Regions from separate parts of the Homo sapiens genome. Here region 1 is linked to region 2. The links are chromatin loops, found by intact Hi-C in ENCODE. Cell type or tissue: PC-3. All regions are shown on one strand. Links, peaks and the distances in the headings refer to the core of each region. The heading gives the core; the rest is flanking DNA. Region 1 overlaps LOC105375508 (a long non-coding RNA gene). Region 2 overlaps LINC-PINT (long intergenic non-protein coding RNA, p53 induced transcript).

The links. Peaks named below come from ENCODE experiments on the same cell type or tissue, not always from the same donor. Only the 100,000 strongest peaks of a DNase experiment are listed, where the experiment ranks them.
Region 1: a loop joins it to region 2, with 2.2 times the contacts of the local background. A loop is called at or near these places in 2 of 110 quality-filtered maps.

What each region holds. Positions count from the first base shown.
Region 1 is chr7:130,834,260-130,844,598 of GRCh38, forward strand. The region is part of intron 3 of LOC105375508 (a long non-coding RNA gene); the gene reads left to right. It also overlaps the pseudogene LOC100133252. Among named protein-coding and RNA genes, the nearest start is that of MIR29A, 37 kb to the right of the region's middle. In PC-3, for the core only: no CTCF peak of the experiment used is centred there; a DNase peak (open chromatin) is centred at 4,582; H3K27ac peaks cover 2,158 bases.
Region 2 is chr7:130,885,236-130,895,574 of GRCh38, forward strand. The region is part of intron 6 of LINC-PINT (long intergenic non-protein coding RNA, p53 induced transcript); the gene reads right to left. Among named protein-coding and RNA genes, the nearest start is that of MIR29B1, 13 kb to the left of the region's middle. RefSeq lists an enhancer at 1,242-2,441. In PC-3, for the core only: no CTCF peak of the experiment used is centred there; a DNase peak (open chromatin) is centred at 6,396; H3K27ac peaks cover 2,036 bases.

The DNA.
Region 1 (10,339 bases), core at 3,527-6,026, 52 kb before region 2:
AAAAAGGCAGTAAACATGAGGTTGGCCTCACTGGTCTCAGGTATCACAGTTCCTCAAATCCTGTCTTAGTTACATGCTCTCCAAAAATTTAAAACAGTTTTTTAATGTATATGGTATATCTTTTACAGTTGTTTTCTGTAGGACATTTATAATCTTGATATAAACTATTCCATCATGGCTGGACCAAAATGCAGCCTGACTTTTTCCTTTGTTTGTAAACTTTATTTTCTGTTTACATGCTGATAGAATTTATTCTTTGCTCTTAAAATTTAATATTAACCAAGAAACATATAGGGCCTTCCATTATTTGCTTCATGGGCATCCTTTCAATATGCAGTTTCAGGTCTTTATTCAGTTTTTATTTAATATTCATCAAATATTATTCCATTTATTTTGTTCATAACTCAGTAAAAATAGCCACAATTAAAGAGCAATCCTTTGTAGTTTCATCAGTAAGACCAACATCTGCCTGCCTTTGCCATCCTTGGTTGAAGGATCTCTCCTCTGGATCAGACCCATTTCTTCCCTTGTGAATTAATCTATTAATCTCCTTTGTCTTCAGTTCACTCCTGCCTACTCAACAGCATCAGCAAATAAACACACCCAAGTATCTCCCATCTTAAGAGAAGAAAAATCTGCCCTTCCCACAGGACTCCGCCCAGGCTCCATCTCACTTTTTGTTCCCTATCAGAGTAAAACTTATGGAAATTCTCTTTCTTTCTTTTTTCTTTCTTTCTCTCTCTCTCTCTTCTTTTCTTTTCTTTTTTCTTCATTCTCCTCCATTCTCTCTTCAACTTCCTCAATCTGGCTTTCCCCTCCCTAACTCCATTAAAGCTTTTCTGGTCAAAGCTACTGATAGCCTCCATGTTAAAATACTGTCAATACTCACGTCTCACTCGACCTCTCAAAAGCACTCAAAATATGTTTTTCCTTTGGCTCTAGTGACCACACGTTTGTCTGTCTTTTCACCTATTTCCACATCTTTTTTTCTATTTAAATTCCCTGTCTAGACCGGGTGTGGTGGCTCATGCCTGTAATCCCAGCACTTTGGGAGGCCGAGGCGGGTGGATCACCTGAGGTCAGGAGTTTGAGACCAGCCTGGCCAACATGGCAAAACCCCGTTTCTACTAAAAATACAAAAATTAGCTGGGTGTGGTGGCGCATGCCTGTAGTCCCAGCTACTTGGGAGGCTGAGGCAGGAGAATCATTTAAACCTGGGAGGCAGCGGTTGCAGTGAGCCAAGATCGCGCCACTGCACTCCAGCCTGGGTGACAGAGCGAAACTCCCTCTCAAGAAAAATAAATAAATAAATAAATAAATAAATAAATTCCCTCTCTAGATGATCTAATCTGGTCCCTCGACTTAAATATCACTTATATGCTAGTGACTCCCAAATGTAGACATTTTTAGCTCTGGGCATTCCCTTGAGAAATGGGGTTGCCTCTCTAGTAGTTCATCTAACATATGCACGTGGATGTCAAATGGATTTGAAAGCTAAGACAGCAAAAATTAACTTCCTTCCCTCTCTGCAAGCCTGTTCTCATTTGCCCCCATTTCAGTAAACAGCCTCATCAAATAGTAGCTCAACTGAGAGACATAAGGGTCACCTGTGATCCCTCAATTGCCTTCTGCCAGGTGCACCTGCAAAACACATTCCCCAAATTTTACTTATTTTTTGCCTGCTACCACTGAAGTTCAAGGCACCATCATCTCTCACCAGTACCCGCTTTCTAAGTGGGCTCCATGGTTCCATGCTTGGCCTCCCCAACACATCCTCCAAGCAAGAATTACCCACCTTTAAAATGTGATCTGTATCACATCATCCTCTGAACTGAACCCACCAGTGGCTGCCTAGGAGTAAACTCCAGATTCTTCACCACAGTCTACAGTGTGTACTTGCTGTGGTCCCTGCCAACCTCTCTGATCACATGTTTTATTTTTCTCTTCTTTTCTTACTACTCTCTTCACTGGCATTCTTTTTGTCCCTCAAAATTCATTCCCACTGCAGGGTCTTAGTATTCAGCAGTTTCTTCTGTCGGAAATACTCTTTCTTCAACTCTTCCCGTGATTAACTCCTTTTTTCTTTAACCAAGTCTCATCTTAAATGTTGCCTGCCTTCCCTGAACCCACCTCTTCCTGACATTCTCCTTATCATCAGGAAAGGCAGGGTAATGCTGTGGTAACAGATTGCAGTGGCTTAAAACAACAAAGGTTTACTTCTTGCTCACTGTACATTGCAGGTTGCAGGTTGGCTGAGGACCCCAATCCATGCTGTCCTCACTGTGGGCTGAGGGAACAGCTGCTATCTGGAACAATGCCAGTCACCATGTCAGGGGAAAAGAAGGCTCTGGAGGGCGCAGCAAAGGCAACCAAATGCTTGGCTTGGAAATGACATGCATCATTTCTTTTCTTTTCTTTCTTTTTTTTTTTTGTCTCTGTCGCCCAGGCTGGAGTGCAGTGGTGCGATCTCGGCTCACTGCAACCTCCTCCTGGGCTCAAGCGATTCTCCTGCCTCAGCCTCCTGTGTAACTGGGATTATTGGTGCCCGCCACCACACCTGGCTAATTTTTGTATTTTTAGTAGAGAGGGGGTTTTGCCTTGTTGGCCAGACTGGTCTCCAACTCTTAGCCTCAAATGATCCACCTGCCTTGGCCTCCCAAAGTGCTGGGATTATAGGCATGAGCCACCGTGCCCAGCTAACACACATCACCTCTGATCGCAAGTTATTGGCCAGACTAGTTACATGGCCCTACCCAGCCACAGAGGGCCACAAGAAATAATCATATAGCTGCCCAGAAGATAACCAGCTCTAATGGCTATCACAGATTTTACACTTAAAAAAAAATTTTTTTTTGAGAAAGGGTCTCACTCTGTTGCCCAGACTGGGGTGCAGTGGCGTGATCTCGGCTCACTGCAGCTTGGAACTCCTGGGTTCAAGCAATTCTCATGTCTCAGCCTCCCAGGTAGCTGGGACTACAGGCGCATGCCACCACACCCAGCTAATTTTTGTATTTTCTGTAGAGACAGGGTTTTGCCATGGTGGTCAGGCTGGTCTTGAACTCCTGGGCTCAAGTGATCCGCCCACCTTGGCTTCCCAAAGTGTTGGGATTACAGGCGTGAACCACTGCTCTGGGGCCTCCATCACACTTCTTATATTATTCTGTTTATACAATGTTTTTCTACATGAGAGATAAATTCTATGTAACCATCATCCAGGTTAATAAATAAAATAATTCCAAGGTCTTAGAAGCCTCTCCTTAATGTGCCCTTCCCTCTGTCAAGGAGCTCACCACCATCCTAACTTTGGGGTTAATAAGAGCAATGCTTTTAGTTACAGTTTTACCACCAAAGCATGTATTTTTTTGTTCAGTTTGAGCTATTTTGGACTTATATAAGTGTCAGTATTTTAATTTGTTTCTTTGAATGAATGCAGTGTTTATAAGGTTTATCTATATAGATGAATGTAGCTATTTTTTAATGTATCTATTTTGCCAGGCATGCACCTGTAATCCCAGCTACTCAGGAGACTGAGGCGGGAGGATTGCTTGAGCCCAGGAGTTCAAGACCAGCCTAGGCAATATAGTGAGACCCACTCAATCAAGTAATCAGTCAGTTATTTTTGATAAATAATACATGTATCAATGTTAATGTTAAGGTATATTTGTGTTGTTTTCAGTTTTAGGCTTTTGGAAACAATGCTTCTGTAAATATCCTAGTACCTGTCTCATGGGTGTGAAGTTGCTGAATCGTAGGATGCATGCATGTTCGTCTCTGCTAGATCATGTGACATTGTTTTCAAAAATGATTTAAAATGCGCTCCCAACACTGTGAGTTCCAGCTGCTCCATATGTTTACCAGTGCTTGGTATTGTTGTACATTTTTTTTTTGTTTTGAGACGGAGTCTTGCTCTGTCGCCCAGGCTGGAGTGTAGTGGCGCGATCTCAGCTCACTGCAAGCTCCACCTCCCGGGTTCACGCCATTCTCCTGCCTCAACCTCCCGAGTAGCTGGGACTACAGGCATCTGCCAACTCGCCCAGCTAATTTTTTTTTTTTTGTATTTTTAGTAGAGACAGGGTTTCACCGTGTTAGCCAGGATGGTCTCAATCTCCTGACCTCGTGATCTGCCCACCTCGGCCTCCCAAAATGCTGGGATTACAGGCGTGAGCCACTGCGCCCGGCCTGTTGTACTTTTTAATTTTTGCCAATCTGGTGGGTGTATGATGGTCTCATTTTGTTGTTGCTTTGATAACTAATGAAGTTGACCACCTTTACATATGTTTTTTGTTTATTTCTTTAGTTAGGGTATTCAGTTTATACTTACTGCCCCAGCATAATTATTAAAATGGTCCCCCTTTCATTCTCTAACATGTCTTGGTTTGGACAACACATTGTACGGCACCCTAACCTTAGTGGGGTCCCTCCGCTAACATGGAAATTTCCTTCTTGCTCGTTAGTGTTTAGGATGATGTGGTCTGGCATCTCTGAGGAAAGAAAAAAAAATGGGATAAATACAGAAGATTGAGTAAAAACCAGATGAGAGGGAAACCAAACTCATTAACTGGGATTACTCAGTCTGACTCAGGATGACCATTTCCAAAATAATGTGTGATGGAGCTTTCAAATGGGTACAAAGCAGATGAGTTTGAGCAACATAATCCAGCAGTAAAAGTGAAAGAATTTGTTTACCCATTTCTCAGAAATGACTCAAGGCACGATCATTATTTGAAAGCTGGTCACAGTGTCTGCTGCAACCACTCACTCCCCTTTCAGTCTGTAACAAATCTCTTAAAAGCTGACATGTGAAACCAATAGTATGTTTCTTACCTTGAGATCATCTTGTGAAGTTTCTTACTCTATTTTTTAAAATGTGTTTGTTAGATTTTATTTTCTAAGTAATATTGATTAAAAATATTTATACACCTACTTTTAAGTCCACAGTTTAGCACTCTTATTTGTATGGCTTTAAAAGTTATAGCACAGGGTCTTTACATTAAGGACTGGGGGAAAAGATTCCATTCAAAACAAAGCCTGATAATTATAGACATGTTTTTCTCTGTACTTTATTTTAAATACATTAATTTTTAAACAATGCTCATCTTTTTTTTTATCTGGTGGTAAAATACTAGTGCAACTTTTCATCAAAAGAAAGTTGACCACAGATGTAAATGAATTTTCCCAATTGAAAATTGCCCTTCAGCTGCCACTAAATAAAATTTCTCAACCTAACTTAAGTGAAAAGAACTGGTGGTTGTCATTATAAGTAAAAATATAAAGTATCATAGCATTGTCTACATTGCTCCTTACAATACAAACTTTGAAAGAACCAGAGATGCTTTATAGGAGTTTAGTCGGTTTTGAAAAGGCACGTGTGTGTGTGTGTTTTAATATTCTAAAAATTTTCCCACCACCACTCTTTGTGTTGCAGAGACAGCATCGGTGACTACAGGGCTAGACAAGAACATTTGTTCAGACTAAAGAAAGCCAGAAGCCAAAATTCAGCTGCACAGTAACAATGTACTTTTCATCATGCAGCCTTGTGTTTCCTATATATTTGATTTTCTACTATGCATTAGAATACATAAACTTGTATTCTAATGATTTAAGTTTGATTTCACAATATGGAAAAAATTTGAGGAAGAACATGACCTGGGAAAGAGAAAAGGGAGAACTTTTACCACAATGAACATAGATACATTCGTACCCCACTATATGATAAGAATATAATCCATTTAAGTTACAGAAAAGATCTCTTCAGTTATGGGAAAGATCCCTCTGCTGTGGCATTAAGTTTGGGGAGGGGAATTGACTTGTTCCAACAGAAACAGAAACAACAGGAAATAGCTTAACTTTGGTCCACTTGTCTGTTAGCTGAACGACAGTCATACTGCCTATAATCGGTTCAGAAACCCAACAATTATATTTTAAAATATATTCATGTGTAATTTCATTCTAAAACTGGCATAGCTGTTCTGCCCTCATTCTCTGCCTTTTCAGCTTCAGAATGTGCTGTCAGCACGGTCTCTAATCCTCAGCATCTTCGTGATCTTCCCTGGCAGCCTCAGCATCTGCTTGGCTAGGCTCTGTCTTCTCTTGGGTCATGATTTCTGGGGTCATGTGGACGAAGCCTGCTTCTGGAAGTTCACTTTGTACTTCCACTGGCATCTGATTTTCCCGTTCCACATGCGGCTCCTCTCCGTGTACTTCAGTACCTTCTTCAGGCTGAATTCAGCCCACTGCTAGGTAACTCACTTGGACCTGCTCTGGAAGCTCACTCCTGTGTGTCGGGCACCTGGCTATCCCTGCGTGGTTCTGGGTGGACGTGTTCCACGATCGCTTGTGCTGAATCCACCTGGACCTGAAACAGTGGGAGCACGTGTACCTCCCAGCTTGTTCTATAATATCATTGATGTCACAGGTTCAGCTTGTACCTGTGTTTCTGCTGAAAGAACTTCTCCCATTACTAGACGCTTTGATATATTGTATCACTGAGATGCCTCCTTAATTCATTTCCTTGCATAAACCACAAGTCACATAAAGTACAATGGTTGGGTTTACCTCTAGTATGTATTACTGAGTGATATTTGAACTGGTTCTAGCTGTTAAACACACTGTTGCAGACCTGGCACTCATGAGCTTCTTTCTTCCTTTTTTTGCCCCTACTCATTTGGCATGCAGTGAGGTGACATTTGAGGGGGCTATTTCTAGCAAATTGTTCATGACAATTTGGATATTCAAAAGGTTTTTCACCTGTTCTTTAAAATGTCCAGAATGGTCACACTGTTTCTCACAGTACTGACATACATGAATTTTTCCACCAGTTCTTTGCTTTTTTTTTTTTTTTTTTGAGACGGAGTATCGCTCTGTCGCCCAGGCTGGAGTGCAGTGGCGTGATCTCGGCTCACTGCAAGCTCCGCCTCCCGGGTTCACGCCATTCTCCTGCCTCCGCCTCCCGAGTAGCTGGGACTACAGGCGCCCGCCACCACGCCTGGCTAATTTTTTGTGTTTTTAGTAGAGACGGGGTTTCACCGTGTTAGCCAGGATGGTCTCGATCTCCTGACCTCGTGATCCGCCCGTCTCAGCCTCCCAAAGTGCTGGGATTACAGGCGTGAGCCACCGCGCCCGGCCTCTTTGCTTCTTACTGCCTCCACCTTCTTCAAGGTGGTAACAATTCAGGTGCTGTTTCCATGCGCTCTCCTGAAGATACCTTTTGTTGCATATTTCACAGTTGAAACTCAGTGAAGTGTGATTTCATGTGTTCCTGTTTGCTTGTGGGGTCAGATTGCACAGCTGTCTTCCTCTTTAATCTGCCCTTTTCTGTCACCTTGGTGGTACTGAAACAGGAAAAGCTCCCTTATCCCCCTCACAGGGTGTGTGATGGGGGCGTGGCTAGCTTCTTCGGTGCTGCTGCTCAAACATCTAGGGGGGCAGGTTGTGGTCGTGGGCTCCAACCCCACGGCAGTGTCTTGGGGGAAATGTTTCCAGCTCCTGAAGCCCCAGTGGGCGTGTGTTACAGGTGCTCTTTTAATTTTGCTGTCTGTAGGCGGCTTGTGTCAATCAGCTCACTTAGACCCTCTGCCTTATCACAAGGACAGAGGGCTTTCTGTATCCCAGGGTTCTTGCCCTAGTGTGCCGGAAAAATCGGATCACATGTGGGCTTGGGGAATGAGTGCAGGGTTTTATTGAATGGTGGAAGTAGCTCTCAGCAGATGGATGGGGAGCCAAAAGAGGGATAGAGTGGGAAGGGGGTTTTCCCTTGGAGTCGGGCTGTTCAGTGGCCAGACTGTCCTCCTACCACCCCTGCCAAATTCCCCTGGGCATCCGCGTTGTTCTGCCAGTTGATGGCCTGCCAGCGTGTGCAGGTGCCTGTTCCTGTGCTCTTCCATTCCCCTGCTCCTCTCGATGCCTAGCCGCCTGTGTGCCCTTCTGCCGCTGTGTTCCTCTAGACATCCCACTGCTTGTGTCTATGCCGCTAGGGTCGGGGGGTTTTTATAGGCCCAGGATGGGGGGTGTGGTGGGCCAGGGTGGTCTTGGAAAATGCAACATTTGGGCGCGAAAACAGGAGTGCCTGTCCTCACGTAGGCCCGTGAGCACGGGCCCAAGGGGGGAGCCCTCACCAGGGACCCCGCCTTTCTCTATCCAGCATTTCCCTGCCCCACTCTGGTATCAGTACTTGCTGGTGATATCTGGCAACAGTGCTGGAGCAGAATCATCAGAGGAACCTGTGCTCTGTATGTACTTTATGGACTGCTGGGCAGAAGCCCTTCCTCGAATGTTTCCATGCCTTCATCTTCTGCTTCAGTCGTGTCTTCGGCATTCTCTACCTCAGTTTCAACAGAGTCTGACTCTGCAGATAGCAGTGACTCAGCGATAACGTGAAGTTTCTGCAATTTTACTTTTTTTGGCCTCACTTTTTCCTGTGGTATTTTCCTTTAATGAAGTTGAGTTTTGTTTTGTTTTGAGATGGAGTCTTGCTTTGTTGCCCAGACTGGAGTGCAGTGGTGCGATCTTGGCTCATTGCAACCTCCGCCTCCTGCATTCAAGCAATTCTCCTGCCTCAGCCTCCTGAGTAGCTGGGACTACAGGTGCCCCACGCCCGGCTAAATTTTGTATTTTTTAGTAGAGACAGGGTTTCGCCACGTTGGCCAGGCCGGTCTTGAACTCCTGACCTCCGGTGATCCGCCCGCCTCGGCCTCCCAGAGTGCTGGAATTACAGGCGTGAGCCACTGCACCTGGCCTGAAGTTGAGTTTTCTTTGTTCCTAACTTCAAGGGCTTTGATGGCTTCTAGCATTTGTAGATGTTCTGCTGCTTTCCATACATCGCTGGCTGCTTCTCCTTGTATCATTAATTTTGCTGTACATGTGAACTCAATTGAATGGCAAAAGGCCATTTTACTAATACCTTCTATCTCCACCAAAGGTTCTTGGGTAAACTCTGGAAAGAATTTGTAGAAGGCGGCCGGGCCCAGTGGCTCACCCCTGTAATCCCTTTGGGAAGGATTACAGTAATCTCTGTAAGCGTTTTGGGTGGCTGAGGCAGGCGGATCACCTGAGATCAGGAGTTTGGGACCAGCCTCGCCAACTTGGCAAAACCCTGTCTCCACTAAAAATACAAAAATTAGCCAGATGTGATGGCGGGTGCCTGTAGTCCCAGCTACTTGGGAGGCTGAGGCAGGAGAATCGCTTGAACCCGGGAGGTGGAGGTTGCAGTGAGCCAGGATCGGGTCACTGCACTTCAGCCTGGGTGACAAAGTGTGACTTCATCTCAAAAAAAAAAAAAAAAAAAAGAATTGTGGAACTTACTGCAAGCAGCCAAAACGGCCTTGTGAGCCTTCAGATGGTGTCCGTCCACAATCAGGGTGATGTCAGTAAAGCGGTCCTGCCCTCACTGTTCATTCAGTTGGTCGAGGATCTTGTTATGACGTTCACGGAACTCCTGTAGGTGTTGCATCGTCTCTTCAGCCTCCATGGCTGTTGGGTTGCTCTGCCTCATGCTCTGCCCTCCTTCCTCTTTGTCCCTCAGAGCCTCTGGTTTTGTGCTTTCTCCTCCCAGGGCATAATGTGCCCCACAGCTTTCCCTATCTCTAAACCGTGGCTCTCCCTCCATTTCCCCCACAAGAGCCGGGTGCTGCCTCTGCTCGGGCCCCGCTGGTGCACGTGCGCTCGGTTGGACACACAGGCGGTCTCGGCCTCTTTCTCTACTTTGAAGACTCGGCTGTAATTGTGCTATTAAACTTCTTCCATATTATACTCAAAAGCAATGCTTCATTTCCCCCCAAAAGAAGAAATCAAGTAAGTAAAAACATGTTATAATTTATATAGAAGGGTACTTTGCATTTGTTAAAATGCTTTATAATGGTTCTAATCTTCTTCCTTAAAGAAACCCTGAGAAAGCCTTTCTTTCTCAGCTGTACAGATGGAACAGGTGAGGGGAGGGGACGCAGAGGTGTTGCCCAGAGCTTCTGAGTCCGTGGCTGAGCCCAAATCTCCCAAGGCAAATATGACAAATGTTATTTTCTCCTATTTATAAAGCTCCCTTACAGCTGGAGGGATTTTCTTCTAAATCTACTAAACATTGAAGTACCTAAAAACAATAGTCCCACATTTGGAAACAGACCAAGGGTGTGAAGTTTTAGCTCTTGTTTCTAAGGTTATAACTGACGACCAGACTGGGGTTAATTATGCACCCAAATGATAGTGTTTCCTGCCAAGGACATTCTGATTCACTGCTTACCAGATCAGGTAATGCTGGTGGCTAAGCTCCTCCACCAGGCTTTTAGGGTCTCCTAAAGACCCTAAAAAAAAGGAGGTGTCTTCATTCTCACTGGCTCCAGCCAACCCT
Region 2 (10,339 bases), core at 5,000-7,499:
GTTAATGATTACAGCTCCACCGAGGAACCAGAACACAGCTGAGGCCACAGAGCATTCCCCGTGCTTACTGGCCAGTGGGGATGATGTTGCCCAGATGTGTGGGTCGGAGCTGAATGGTGAAGACAATGATTTGTGATTCGCAGGTGGACTCTTTAAGCCAGGTGCTACTGAACATGCTCTTCAGTGACTGGGAAGCTCTCAAGAAAGATGATATCACAACAGGAACAGATTATGTTGGGAAGATTCTTGAGAGTTGAGATTAAAATCCAAGAGGAGCTCGGCCAGTAAAATAAATGGTCAGAAAAAGCCATTTGATACTGTCCTACAACAGAAAATACATCTAAAAAATCAAGCTGAGAAGTACAGATGGGAAGGAAGAGGCAGTGGGGTAAAACAACAATCAAACCAACGTGAAGCTACCGAACACACAGAATTCTGGAATATTTAAACACTATCATAATAGCATGTTTCCAAAATTGTCTGATTATAAAAATGGGTATAGAAAACCAACGTCAGACAGGAGCTCTTTCATTTTTTTCTTTTTTTTTTTTTTTTTGTGAGATAGTCTCACTCTGTCACCCAGGCTGGAGTGCAGTGGCATGATCTTGACTCATTGTAACCTCCGCCTCCTGGGTTCGAGCGATTTTTTCTCATGCCTCAGCCTCCCAAGTAGCTGGAGTTTTAGGCGTGTGCCACTACACCCAGCTAATTTTTGTATTTTTAGTAGAGATGGGGTTTTGCCATGTTGGCCACGCTGGTCTTGACCTCCTGACCTCAGGTGATCCGCCCACCTCGGCCTCCCAAAGTGTTGGGATTATAGGTGTGAGCCACCGCGCCCAGCCCTCTTTCACTTTTCAACAGTAACTGAAGTCTGTGTCAGATTGTGAGGAACACCTGTCTGCTGCTTTCTGGAAGCTTTCAGTATTTGAAAAAGTGGCTAGGGAAGCTGCTGGGAAGTCCTTCAATTAACCTTAAAAAGCATGTAATAAAACCTAATTATAGAGCATGCTTCTTTCATCCTCTCTGTCACTCCTTTAGAGAATGTGGTGACTTTCTAAGCCACTGTCCCTGCAACCTCCTAGGATTTAGATGTATGAACATTATTTACAGATGGGAAAAACAGAGCACTGAAAGTTTTGGTCAAGAAAACCGTACGGGTTAGTGATGGGGTTTCTCAATTGTGAAGACCTGAGCTTGACAAATGCATTTTCAGCTTCCCAGGATACCCCTGGCTCCTCAGTGAGCACTGGAAGTTTGTCCCTTCTATAGCAGCCCTTGGCAGTTCCAGTCTAGGGGCAGAAGCCAGCCTGCCACTGCAGAGAAGAGCAGCAAGTTCCAGCCCAGCCGGCGAGCACGCTGCACTCATGGGCTTCCCAAGGCTCTGGCGGGAAGTCACGGGTCAAGTGAGGTCTTCTTAGGTGCTCAACAGTCACACTCTGGGGCCTGAAAGGTCTTAGAAGCTTATCTCTGTCAATCTCTGCTTAGAATCAAATCGATCAATCAATACCTTTTCCTTCTCTTTGCTTCTCCTACTGAGCCCCAGCATATTTGAGTGAAGGTACTTACATGTACGTAGCCTTTTAAAAGCCAAGTACTATCAAGTGAGCTCCCATTTCAAGGCACGTTTGAACTGGGAATAGAAAGACGGGCAGCTTAAGCTTTGGGATCATACAGACCCGGATTCAAATTTCACTTGTTACACAGCCTTGGCAAGCTATTCAATCCTTTTGGGGCTTTAGTTTTTTGTTTTTGTTTTGTTTTTTTAATTTATAAAGTAGAAATGATGTTAACTCTCAGAGTTGTTGTGAAAACACAGCTGACTCAAATAAAATACAAGATACATAGATTTTCAACACATTAACCCCCACCACCCCACCACTTTCCCCTGTGAGGGGATGGCACATCTAACATTTTTGGGTAAAATTTCCAGAAGATCTATACAGTCGAGTTGTTAAAAACTGGTGTGAAAGACTAAAATAAGATTAGGCATCAGTAAATCAAGGCTGCGGGTGGGTCTGGGGGCTTCTCTGGAGGGAAAGGCCAGACCAAGGGATGTCCCAACAGGAAGTTAGGAGTCTGGGGAAAGACAGATATGATCTGAAACTGGGACCAGGAAATTCCAACCATTTCTGCCTACTGATTACTCATCATTGATTCACCAAGTTTACAATTTACCAGGAGGATATGGGAGCAAACGAGAGGTAAATCCCACTGAAGTTTAAAACATAAAAATAGACAATGACAGAGGGTGTCAAAGGAAACCACAGGGCATGGCGGGGGCAAACACAGGAGGCGCCGGTCCCCGTGAGCCAGACACAGGAGGGACATGCCACTTCTTCCACGAGGGACTAACTAGCAGCAATGCTGCAGAGACACAGGTCACTTCTCAACATTCCTGGTCAAGACAGACCTCTTAAAATCATGGGTAAATATCCACCGACTGCCTCCTAGAAGCCCGCACTGTGCTGCACGCTGCTGGGGAATACTGAGGAGGGGATGTGAAATGTCTGTATGTGACCCAGGACCTAACTGTGGAATGGAGTCCAATTCTCAGGGACAGAGAAAGTGCTCCGGTGTGTCCTGCTGGTGGAGAGCACAATCGTCATTGGAGACTGGATGAGCTCAGGGCAGGCTGATGGATTATTCAGGAGAGGCTTCATAGGGGCCAGGGGCCTGAGCTGGGCTCTCCAGGGGTGCAGCCTGGGCAGGGGAGAAAGGGAGAACTCTAGGAAGGGGACGGTAAAATCATGCCAGATGTGGCAGGGGTGAAGACAGTGGGGGATTGGGCAGAGCCATGGTAGACATCCCACCGCCAGGGATCAGAGATGACAGGGCAGCAGGCGTGCGGGGGTGGAGCCCACATGTAGATCCCCCGCCCCCGCACACAGGGTCAAAGTTAGCTGGGATCAGGGATGACGGGGGGGTGAGAAGAAGCGTGGATTTTATGAAGAGTAGAAGAAACAGATGTTTGTTAAGACCTAACATGTGGGAGGCACTGCTGTGGACAGGAGTGAGTGAGACGCAGGGCCGGTCTTCATGGAGTTTACAAGCTGGCGGGGGATACAGCCCTGTGGACAGATAACTGTCATTACACGGGCTAAACACTAGCATAGGGGGAATTCTAGGAGATACAGGGACCCACAGGTATGGCACCAGACTATGGGGTCAGAATAAGATCTCACCACAGAGGTATGAGCAAAAAGAAACAGGATATGGTCTGTTCCTTTCAAGCTTCCCACAGGGGCCAGGAGCCCCTTTTGCAGGATGTCTTAATAAATGGGACATAAAGGTACCCATTTGTCTAGAGTGCAGTGTTGGCTGCAGACAGTGAACATATGAAATGATGCCCTTAAAATGCCCTTTGGCTCAAAACGAGTCCCCTTCCCTGACCCTAGCTTTAGAAATCAAAAGGAAGATGATCATGTCATGGGACCCCAAATTACACTCACACTGCAGGTGAAACACTGGGGTGACTTTCACACGCACAGCTAAGAAGGAAGCCAGTTTCCGTATGACTGCAAGTGCACAGAAAATCTAGCATGCCGAACAGGAGGAGCAGTGGAGGGGAGTGCTCGCTTAGGAGGGACCCAGGAGCATGCAGAGCCTCTGTCCTGAATCTGCTCCCTCTATGTAAGGAGGCCATGAATAAGGTACCCATTCCAAGAACAACAGCAAGGGGAGGGTTAGGAGACATTCTCATCCAATGTGAATATAAAAATCTTAAGAAGAAAACAATACCCACTGCTTTCTGTTCCATTGTCCCAGCTTACTGTGTGATTTTCTGTTAGGAGAACTGTACCCACAGCTTTAATTTGATGCATTTGCTGGATCATGCTTTTTTAAACAAATATAAAGCAGAGAAGAAAAAAAATCCAAGGTAGATTTCAGTTAAACTATCACCACCACGACTCTCCAATTCACTCCCGTGTAGAAAATGTGCATTTGTTTCTACGGAGCATGTGTAGACAGCCCTAGCTCCCTGGAAGAGAGATCTGAGGGAAGGCCATTATGGACGCACAGTGGTCTTAACACAGCGAAACTCCTCTCTTCAGTAGCTTTTTTTTTTTTTTTTTTTTTTTGAGACAGAGTCTTGCTCTGTTGCCCAGGCCGGAGGCAGTGGTGCGATCTAGGCTCACTGCAACCTCCGCCTCCCAGGTTCAAGTGATTCTCCTGCCTCAGCCTCCCAAGTAGCTAGACTATGGGTATGCCCCACTACACCCAGCTAATTTTTGTATTTTGAGTAGAGATGGGATTTCACTATGTTGGCCAGGCTGGTCTTAAACTCCTGATCTCAGGTGATCCACTCGCCTGGGCCTCCCAGAGTGTTAGGATTACAGGCGTGAGCCACCACGCCCAGCCAGTAGCTCTTTTAAAAATAAACTGGGCTGGGCATGGTGGCTCACACCTGTAATCGCAGCACTTTGGGAGGCCAAGGCTGGAGGATCGCTTGAGGCCATGAGTTCGAGACCAGCCTGGGCAACACAGCAAGACTGCATGTCTCTACAAAAAAGTTTAAAAGTAGCTGGGTGTGGTGGTGAGTGTAGTCCCAGCTACTTGGGAGGCTGAGGCAGGAGGATCGTTTGAGCCCAGGAGGTTGAGGCTGCAGTGAGCCTTGATGGTGCCACTGCACTCCAGTGACAGAACGAGACCCTGTCATACACACACAAAAAATTAAAATAAATTGCCTACTTTAAAAATAAAGACAAGGTGGGGCGCAGTGGCTCATGCATGTAATCCTAGCACTTTGGGAAGACGAGACAGGTGGATCACTTGAGGTCAGGAGTTCGAGAGCAGCCTGGCCAACATGGCGGAACCCCGTCTCTACTAAAAATACAAAAATTAGGCGAGCTAAGAGATCACAGCACTGCACTCCAGCCTGGGTGATGGAGCGAGACTCTGTCTCAAAAAAATAAAAATAAAATAAAAATTAATACAGGTGTTGGGAATGAGGTCTGGGAGGTGGCTGTCATTTATCTCTAAAATCATGCTAGAAGCTAAATATATAATCATTTTTCCTCCACGTTGTTTCCATGGGCTTAGAAGAGGGAAAAAATGGCACTTAGTGTTACTAGGACCAAAAGACAGCTCCTCCTACTAAAAGATCATCCTGGAGTTGCTTAACTGAATATTTATGACATACTAACATCCTTTGGGGGAAAACACGTTTCGAAATAATCAATTAAAAAAAGCAAAGTGATCAATGACAGCTGTTTAAACACCACCTGGAAAAATAGGATTTACTCCACAGCAGCTCCCTGGGTGCAGAGATCTTGGTGCAGATCCCATTTCGCTGACTTGCTTTCTCTCCTTAGACAAATGTGTGTGGCGGGGCTGAGTACCTGCTCATGTCCTTTTCTGGGGACGCCACACATGGCTGGTTTCTGGCCCTTGGGGACAGTGGCTCAGGTCCAGAGGAGAACCCTTACTGGCTGTAGTGTGGTGGGCACAGCAGGGGTGGGCCGGTTCACCTCCTGGCTTTGAAGAAATGGGTTCTCTCCTATGGCATCTGTGATTCCCAAAGTCCTCAATCAAGCAGGAAGGGGGTGAGTCGATGGCTCTTCCCAAGGCCTTCTCCTCCCATGGACAGCTTCTCTGTCCGAGTTCTCTCGCCGTTTCTCCCCCTTTACTCCATCCCAAGAGGCACTTGTGAGCTTCAAGGGCATCTTCTAAATATTACATTCACTCAGTGCCCCAAAGAGGACAGCCTGTTCTTAGAACATTGCTCAATTCTTTCTCCTGTGGTAAGGATTCAGTTTGTTTTATTAAGAACTAGTGTGGCATAAGTTCATTCTCATCCAAAAAAAAAAAAAAGAAGTATATCAAGTCTCTTCTTTTGGCATATAGTAGATAGAATTGTTATTATTCTTGTTTCTGTCCCAGAGCTAATACATTCACGACACACTGGCAAAGGATATTTTGAAAAAGCTGTCTATGGCAAATAACTGATTTGTTTCATTTTGTAAAAATGAAGTTCTCCTTTCTGACCCAAGTCGTTTTCTAAACGATCTCAAAGGGCAAGCTGCCTCTTCCAGCGGGAGGCTGAGGCCACGCTGGAACCTCCTTCCGAGGTCTGGACAAGAGCTGTGTGGTGCAGAGGAGGGAGGGCTGGGCCCAGAACCCAGAGGTCTGCCTCGGGCTGGCCTCTCTCTCCAGTCCTGTGACCTCTGGCTGACCAAAGCCTCCCTGGTTCCGTCCCTTCATGTCTGAAATAAGCAAGCTATATTTAATAGTTTTCCTTTTGCTCTAAAATAAGATGATTCTGAAATACGACATTAAGTGTGAGGCTGGTTTCTGCTTTGGACCTCACCTAAGGGGTTTTAGTCATAAGCCCATGCGTGGAAACTGGCCCTGCCAAAAAAGAAACATTCTGAATCATTCAAAACCATTAAGAATGTTGGCTCTGACTTCAGAAAGGCAAGATAAACAGACCCGTGCCCAGCGGGAACTCACTTACTGGATGTCTCTGTGTTTTTAACTCATCGGTGCCTGAGTACTTCCCAGGTTCCTTCGAATGGCTTCAATGTTTAACGCTGTCACATTTGTACTATGAACTCCACTTTCATAAAGGCGGGGGCAGGGGGGTATTTAATTTGGTGCTAAGTGCTCATTAATCTTTTTAGTGTGGTCACCAGAACTGGCTTTTTTGCAGCCTCTAATCCAAAAGCAGGTTAATTCTCCTGCCCCACACAGGTTATAAAGTTAAGAAAATGTGGCACATATACACCATGGAATACTATGCAGCCATAAAAAATGATGAGTTCATGTCCTTTGTAGGGACATGGATGAAATTGGAAACCATCATTCTCAGCAAACTATCGCAAGAACAAAAAACCAAACACCGCATATTCTCACTCATAGGTGGGAATTGAACAATGAGATCACATGGACACAGGAAGGGGAATATCACACTCTGGGGACTGTGGTGGGGTCGGGGGAGGGGGGAGGGATAGCATTGGGAGATATACCTAATGCTAGATGACACGTTAGTGGGTGCAGCGCACCAGCATGGCACATGTATACATATGTAACTAACCTGCACAATGTGCACATGTACCCTAAAACTTAGAGTATAATAAAAAAAAAACATTAAATAAAAAAAAATAAAAAAAAAAAGAGTGAAAAAGTTGGGTCAAAAGATGAATCTGTTGTACATGTTGGTATATGTCACTGAATTGTCCTCTGGAAATGTGCCAAATCAATAAACTCATAAATGTCTTCTGAAAAAAAAAAAAAAAAAAAAAAAAAAAAAAGGAATAAAGCTTCCCCGCCCAGCCTTTAAAGTCCTTTTCCCCTAAACAATACTCCAAAATCAATGAATCTAGAGATTCTTTGCACCGGAGTGGTTTCCAAATCAATTGACCTCTAAGCTCCAAATGCATTTTGATTCTGCTTCTATTGATCTGAAATAATAAAGGCTATGGAATTGGGATATGGTTCTGGTTTCTAGTGGAGTTTACCTGAAAAACTAGGATACCTTTGACCATCCATATTTCTAGGAAGCCCTCTGACTATCCATATTTCTAGGAAACCCTTTGACCATCCATATGTGGCTACTTTTTTATACATACAGTACTCATGCAAAATAAACAGAAAAATAAAAGAGTAAATCCCAACTTCCAGGTGACAGTTTACAGCATATCTGGCAACTACGTGGTAGAGTTTAGTGGGCCTGCCAGAGTCCTTGTGTATGCCCCAGACATAGGCATACACACACAGAGCTCAAGAAAGCTGCTCAAGAAAATGACAGTCTTTTTTTTCTTTTTCTTTTTCTTTTGGGGGGAACTTTCACTGGTATAGAACTAACTGGGCACATAATGGGTAAGGACAAACACTGAAACTTTTTTTTTTTAAGTTAAAAAATTCCAGCTGGGCATGGGGTGGCTCATGCCTGTAATCCCAGCACTTTGGGAGGCTGAGGTGGGTGGATCACCTGAGGCCAGGGGTTCAACACCGGCTTGGCCAACATGGCAAAACCCCATCTCTACTAAAAATACAGAAATTAGCCAGGCGTGGTGGTGGGCACCTGTAATCCCAGCTACTTGGGAGGCTGAGGCAGGAGAATTGTTTGAACCCGGGAGGTGGAGGTTGTAGTGAGCTGAGATCATGCCACTGCACTCCAGCCTGGGCGCCAGAGCGAGACTCTGTCTCCAGAAAAAAAAAAAAAAAAAGTTAAAAATTCCATGTTCAGAAAGCAAGAGACACGGTGTTATTTTCTCCAATTCTGAAAGCTCCCAGTGGTGACAGCATCGTTAGCCATGTGTAACATGTGCATCCAGGCAACTGACTGTCACCAGACTTCTCCATGGCCTTACTCAAACTGAGTAAGCTGGTAGTATTTCCTAAGAGTTGTCACTCAGTTGTGAAAACAGAGAGCTTTTTGTTTTTTGGAAAATCCTGATCAGCCGAAATGACTGGGTGGTCAGCCTTGCCCATCTTTTGGCTACTTAGATAAAGGCTTCTTTTCCCAGGCAAGGAGAGAGATGATGGTTAACTTGCTTTTTAGACTGAGGTCATTGCTATTCGCTGGTGTAATGAATAAGCTAGACGTTTAAAAACAAAACAAAACAAAACAAAAAACCTCCTTTCAAAAGCAACCACATTTTTCTCTTCTCTGGAAATGAACAGAACGCGTCATGAACAGAACACGTCATAATTTTTTAAACATCCATCAGTGCCCATGAAAAAAATTTTTAAAAATAATCTGAATCTCACTTGTTTATTGCCTACAATATCAATCAATGGCTTAGGTATCTCTCCGTGTTCTATTACTTCTCACCGCTCTTAATTCATGAGGTCAAACAGAATCTTAAAACATCATTAAAAAATTTCCTCCCTTTCCATGTCTCAAGGTATCTGTAAATGGACAATTTGGGTGTGCTGAAATCAAATGACTGACCAAGGCCCATAACTGTGATCACAGGTAAAATGTTTTTCTGCTTTGCCAAAAATCCGAGTTTCCTTTGCTCTCTCTGTCAAGCTGAAAGAGCCCTCCCAGACCGAGGGGCCAGGTGGAGAGGCCACTCACACCCGCCCTGTGCCGGTCTACCTTGGATGGCCTCACCAGGGCACGGTTCCCGGGGTGGTGACTCAGCTCTGGAGGACCACCTGCTGCGTGGGGGTTGCTGCCTAGCAGGTCACTGCCAGTCACGAGGGCAGAGAGACCCAAAGGATCAGAGAACAGCTCTGAGCAGGTCAAGGGCAGTGCCAGAAGGAAAGCCTTTGTTTACAGAGGGAAAGATCCTGCACCTTGAAGTGAGGCATTAAAGAGTAGAGGGGCTTTGCACCTGCATCCTAAGCCTCTTGGTTCACCACTAAGCCGCAAAGCCACAGGGAGGAAACCACTGGGAATACCATCACAGAAAATGAAGGTAGGGCCACAGGGCACCTCCCACTCTCAAAGGGAAAAGACGGCCCTGGATCATCTTTCTAAAACACCACTTTGATGAAGTCGCCATGGTTTTCTAAAGTAATAAATGGCAGCCACTACCTGCAAGATAACAGAGTGCATTTGAAACCTTTCCACCACCTAAGTCCAACCCACCTTCAGGGCATTCGCTCTACTTCCTTAGATAAAGCCTCTGCTGGGGTTAAGATGTTCTGTCTCCGCTGCCCCCACTCTGCAGGCTTTCTCCTCCCGCTGGCTGGTGCAGAGAATGGGGGAGCCATTAGGAGCCACAGACACTGAGCTATTCTACATGGAATTCTTTTTATTGTTTGATCTATTTCACATGTACAAAGCTTTGACCTTCCAGTTCTAAGAATTCCTACTTAGAACTGGTAGGTTCTAAGAACTCCTACTTAGAACTGGTAGGTTCTAAGAACCTCCCTGGACCGATTCTGGCACATGTCTCTTCTGAACTCACAGAGCTTGTGCCTTAACAATTTAGAGTCAACTGACTTTGCTGTCCTCTCTAATGTGTTAAGTTTCAGTCCGTGACAAACATTGACAAGACGTGTACCTCATCAAGCACTGTAAAGGGAAAGGACATGACCCCTGCGGCAGAGGTCCACAGTCACACAGATGACAGAAATGTGCCCGATGCCTTCCAATGTATGTCACAAACGCGTATTTGACAAGGGAGAGCAGAGACTCTGCAGGTGGTGAGTTTTGCCTGCAGCGCCACAGAAGTCTTCATTGGGGAGCTCCAGGCTGGATTTTAAAGGAAAAGCCGAATTTTAAAGGAAGAACAGGTTAAACACCGAAGGAAAATGGGGAGGAGTGAATGTTTCAAGGAACACGTATACCAAACAACAGAGTGCATTCTCTCCAGCTCTGCAGCTCGGGGTTCCAGGGTCGGGGGTCCCACAAGGTGGGAAGGAGAAGCAGGCCTTATCACGA